2 separate regions of the Homo sapiens genome follow, and region 1 is linked to region 2. Evidence: chromatin loops called from intact Hi-C (ENCODE). Cell type or tissue: heart right ventricle. All regions are shown on one strand. Region 1 has its middle 7.0 kb from the start of NRARP. Region 2 overlaps EXD3 (exonuclease 3'-5' domain containing 3).

Evidence for each region. Peaks named below come from ENCODE experiments on the same cell type or tissue, not always from the same donor. Only the 100,000 strongest peaks of a DNase experiment are listed, where the experiment ranks them.
Region 1: a loop joins it to region 2, with 2.4 times the contacts of the local background. A loop is called at or near these places in 2 of 110 quality-filtered maps.

What each region holds. Positions count from the first base shown.
Region 1 is chr9:137,293,992-137,296,491 of GRCh38, forward strand. No RefSeq gene overlaps it. Among named protein-coding and RNA genes, the nearest start is that of NRARP, 7.0 kb to the right of the region's middle. RefSeq lists a silencer at 1,255-1,664. In heart right ventricle, CTCF peaks have their summits at 750 (motif pointing right) and 1,522 (motif pointing right); no DNase peak of the experiment used is centred here; H3K4me3 peaks cover 1,807 bases; H3K27ac peaks cover 1,888 bases; H3K27me3 peaks cover 944 bases.
Region 2 is chr9:137,386,046-137,388,545 of GRCh38, forward strand. The region is part of intron 2 of EXD3 (exonuclease 3'-5' domain containing 3); the gene reads right to left. Among named protein-coding and RNA genes, the nearest start is that of EXD3, 36 kb to the right of the region's middle. In heart right ventricle, no CTCF peak of the experiment used is centred here; no DNase peak of the experiment used is centred here; H3K4me3 peaks cover 1,010 bases; H3K27ac peaks cover 1,544 bases.

The DNA of each region.
Region 1 (2,500 bases), 92 kb before region 2:
CAGGATCCCGCCGAGGCAAAGGCTGATCCCGGGCACTTCTGCGGGTGCTGCGTTACACGGGGCGAGACGCTGCCCGCAGTGCTTCCTGGGCCATTAGGTCAGAAAAGTTAATTTCCTGATGGCCACATAGTCTCGTGGGACATTGTATTCTTCAGCTAATCTATAAAATGATGTTTATTTTTAACTGAGCTGTGTTTGCCACACTCATCACTGCACAAACTGTGAGCGCATGGCTTGGGAATTTTGCCAGCAAGTGCATGTGACAACATGGCCAGGATGTTGACGCCACCGAGGGAGGCACAGCCTTTCGCCCACCCAACCCCTACCCCCCAGATCGCTAGTCCTTCTTCCTCCATGGCTCCGTTTTAAGCGGGCACATTTCACAGATTAAAGACTACATTTCCCAGCCTCCCTTGCAGTGAGGTGGGTCGTATGACTACGTTCTAGCCAATGGGATGTGAGCAGCTGTGGCAACACAACTTTTGGGAGGCATCCTTGAAGAAGAGGGCCCTGCCTCCTTTCTGCTGGCTGGAGTGCAGATGTGATGGCTGGATCTGGGGTGCCATTTTGAGCCATGTGAACGAAAAGCCTATCCATGAAGTCTGGGGCTCCCTGGGCCACCCATCCCAGCTTCATTGGGCTGAGAAGTACACTGTGTTTTGACACCACTACTATTTCAGTTTTGTCATTTCTCTTTGGAAAGTTTATGGGATATTTTGGGCTTCATTCCTGTGTGGGTTCTTGTCTGTGGGGCCAGCAGATGGCAGTGGGGACCTTGTTTGCAGGCTCACAGACCTGAGGAGCGTTTTATCCATTTAAACACATAGCGGGTGTGAACCAGGTCTCCAGGCTCCATTCTCCGAGCACGCGAGCGTCTGAACAGAGTTCTGTTCTCGCGCCTCCGGCACAGCCACTTCCGTGAGAGGAGTGCGGCGGGGCAGCCAGGACGAGCCTGCAATTCCAGCGCCGGCCTCCTCTGCTGCGGCTCCATGGCTAAGGTAGCGGCACCTGCGGCCCAGAGGGCCCGGCTCTCGGCGGTCCTGAGGGATGGGCGCCGGGTCCTGCTCCCGTCCGAAGTGTGACCTGTGGTTGGTCGCGTCCACGTGGTCCTGCTGACTATCTACTTACTCGTTGCGGCTCAGGGCCTCCCTTTCCCATCGGACCGCGTGGAGAACGGCACACCATTGCCAACTGCTTGTTTAGGACTATGAAGGGGTCACTTTTCCAGACCCTCGTCTGGGGGTCCTTCTAGGGGCTGCAGAAGCCACGAGTCGCTAAGGGGTACCTGCCGCTTCCTCTGCCCCAGGGCGCCCCTGACCTCCGGGCATTGGGGCCCGGCTCCCCGCAGCCTCCCACCCCGCCCCGCTCCCGAGCTAGCAAAGCCCACATGGCCCCGCCGTCTACCCCGGCGCCCGCCCCGCCTCCCTGGGGCCGAGGGGCTGGCAGGAAGACTCGGGGCCCGCGGAGGTCCGGGGCAGGGCGGAGTGCGGGGTGCACGCGCTGGAGCGCGGCCGGGCCCGAGGCGCAGTGCGGGCGGCGGCCACAGGGCGGCAGCACAGCCGCGGCGGCTCCGAGGCTCGGGAACCCGGGGGCTCCGGCCCTTGCGCCCGGGCGAGGTCGGTGGGAGCCCCGGGCGCGCCCCCTCCCCTGCCTCGCATGCCCCCGCGGACCGGGCCGGGGCGGGCGGGGTGTCTCCGGCGAGGTCCGCGCTGGGTCGGACCCCCCTCCCCACCTGCGCCGGGCGCACTCTAGCCCCACGCGCGGCGGCGTCTGGTGGGCGGGGCGGGGTCCCCAGGACGAGCCGCGCGTCCCAGGCCGCGACCCCAGCGCTGGGGCGAGTGGGTGCGCGGCGCTGCGAGCCGGGTGCGCCCCCTCGGCCCGGCCCTCGGCTCTGCCCTCGCCCCTCGCGGTGCGGGCGCTTTCCGGGTGCGCAGGCGCCCCGCCCCCACCGTCCCCGCCGTCCCCACCGTCCCCGCCGTCCCCGCCTGGCGCGCTGGGGACCGGAATGGCCCGGCTGGTTTTGAATGTAGAGATCGGGCTTTGTGAGCGGCTGCCCCCACCCCCACATGCCCCCCACGGCCCGGCTCCCTCCCCCCGCACCCCGGCCCCAGCCCCCCGCCCTCATTAGCATAGCAGCTGCTCGCCGAGCCGGACGGCGCGGAGGAAAGGGCAGAGGCCTCGGGAATGAATGGGGGCCGCGGCTTTGGAGGGGCGAGAGAAGAAAGACCGACAGACGGACGCGCGGAGGACGGTCGGAAGGACGGCCCGGCAGAAGAATGCGCCGGACGGGTGTTGGGAGTTTCCAGCGGGGGGAGCGGCTCCGGGCGGTGGAGCCTGAGTGTGCGGGGGTGGGTGGAGGGCGGCCTCCCGGGGACCTCCAAGCCCCGGAGGGTCTGCACTGGAGGCCCTGGAAGCAGCAGTTGCGGAGGTTCCCAGACCTTCCACGGCCCCTCCCGTGTTCCAAGCCGTCGCATCCCGGCCTCAGGCTTCCTTCCCCAGG
Region 2 (2,500 bases):
AGCACTTTGGGAGGCTGAGGTGGGTGGGTCGCTTGAGCCCTGGAGTTTGAGACCAGCCTGGGCAAGACAGCAAGACCCCATCTCTACCAAAATAAATAAAATTAGCTGGGCATGGTGGCGCTCCTGAGGTCCCAGCCACTTGGGAGGCTGGGGTGGGAGCATGGCTGGAGCCTGGGAGGTTGAGGCTGCAGTGAGCCCTGATTGTGCCACTGCCCTCCAGCCTGGGGGACAGAGTGAGAACCTGTCAATCAATCCATCCATCAATAAGCAGGGTGTCCTTATTATTCTTTTTAAGTTCTCCAAATCGAGATCCACCTTTCCAGGTGGGAAGTTGGTGATGCCGGCCCTCCTACTCCCCAGTCAGTGTTGCTGGTCTTTGCCCTGCTCAGGTCCTGCTGGTTCTGCCCTCCAGGTGGGCAGGGTCTGCCCCCTCCCACCGACCTGGGCCACTCCAGATTCCCAGGGGACTCCCTGCCTTGACGCTGTGCCCTCAGACAACACCCAGCCGCGCAACACGGCACAGCCCTAGCATCCTACAGAAATATGGGGCAGGCCAGGCCACTTTATGGACTCCACCGTGGCCCCTCAGCCTTGAGAGTCAAAGCCAGGGCCCACCACATCCTCCCAGCCTCCAACCTCCGTGTACCTGGACCCTGCCCCTTGGGCCTGAGGCTGCTTCTCGAGCACCCAGCAGCCTGCCCGGAAGCCCCCTCAGCACCCCTGCTCCCTGCCTGCCTCCCTCAGCACCCCTGCTCCCTGCCTGGCCCCCTCAGCACACCTGCTCCCTGCCTGCCTCCCTCAGCACCCCTGCTCCCTGCCTGGCCCCCTCAGCACCCCTGCTCCCTGCCTGGCCCCCTCAGCACCCCTGCTCCCTGCCTGCCTCCCTCAGCACCCCTGCTCCCTGCCTGCCTCCCTCAGCACCCCTGCTCCCTGCCTGCCTCCCTCAGCACCCCCGCTCCCTGCCTGGCCCCCTCAGCACCCCTGCTCCCTGCCTGCCTCCCTCAGCACCCCTGCTCCGTGCTTGGCCCCCGGCCCTTGCTTCCTGCCTGGCCCCCGGCCCCTACTCCTTGTCTGCCTCCCTCAGCGCCTCTGTTCCCTGCCTGGCCCTCGGCCCCCGCTCCCTGCCTGGCCCCCGGCCCCTGCCCTTCTGCCCCTGTCGCTTCACTGTGGCCTCAACGCTGAGCCCCAGGGCAGTGACCGCCTGGGTCTCCTTCCAGGCCATGGCCGGTGCACGATGGACACTCCACGGTGCCCGCCCCAGCCATTCCAGGGCCAGCCGTGCACACATGGTGCTCACAGCCCACGCAACTGGGGAGCCCTGGGGAGCCCTGAGTCTCTCGGGCCAGAGCTGGAGGGACCCATGGCAGGTGTGGCGGGACAAGTGTCTGCCGTGCCGGGCTCAGACACGGCCATGCTGACACTCATCCCACACAATTGCTGGCTTCCTGTTCATACAACAGAAGAAAAACAGGATGTCCAGGGGCGGCTTCTGTCTGAACGAAGAAGACAAGCGAGCTCTGTGAGCCCCAGGGCTCAGCAGTGAGAGGACAGGGTGCCTGGGAGAGCCCTGGGGGACACACCCCACTCAGCACACAGCACCCCACGCACCCCAACTCAGGGATACCACGCAGGGGCACGGGGTCCGAGAAGGGCGGGTGGGGCTTGGAGCTGACACCGAGGGACCTCCCAGACCCGCTCTCCGGCCCCAGAAGCCCCAGCCAGCCCTCCCTGAGGTCGCCTCCTCGTGCAGTAGCTTCTGGGGGCCTTTGGTCCCCAGCGTGGATGTTTGGCCGGAGCTCCGTGGGTGGCCTCTGGCCCCCACCTCCACACCCAGGCCCAAGTTCCCTGAATTCGCCAAGTTCATCAGTGCTGCACCGATGCCTGGGACCTGCAGACAGGCAGGTCTAGGACGCTGAGACAGATGGCCCTGGCCAGGAGGCTGGGCCCTGACCCTGGACCCTGCCCCTTGGAACCATGTGGGTGGGGGCAGAGCGGGGCAGCTGTGTATTAGGAGGACACCTAGAAAAAACTCAAGCTCAAGAATAAAAGTCCCACAGTCCCCCGAATGTGGATTCACATCCAAGAGCTGGGCTGCTTCTCTCTGGGGGGCTGAATCATGGTCCCTGCCCAGCACCAGAGCCTGGTGCCCACACTGGCTTCCCCCCCAGCCACCCTCCCCAAAACGTGCCTGGGAGGGCTCAGGAACTCTGTGGGGTTGGCCTGAGGGTGTCCAGGCAGAGGCGGCCAGGACGGCTCCACCATCTGTCCCCAGGACGGCTCCCCAGCTGACACCCCCGCGCCGGCCGACGGGAGGACGGATGGTTGCAGGGACGCAGGATGGGCAGAACACAGGGACGCCACTTCCTCCAAACGACACCCGGCTAATGGGGCTGCCTTCACCTTGAGACACAGACGCACGCGGGAAACTGTGGGCTGTGGAGTGGGTGGCGCCGAAGGCTCTGTTATTCCCGACACTCTACCATAAAGCGGGGATGAGAAA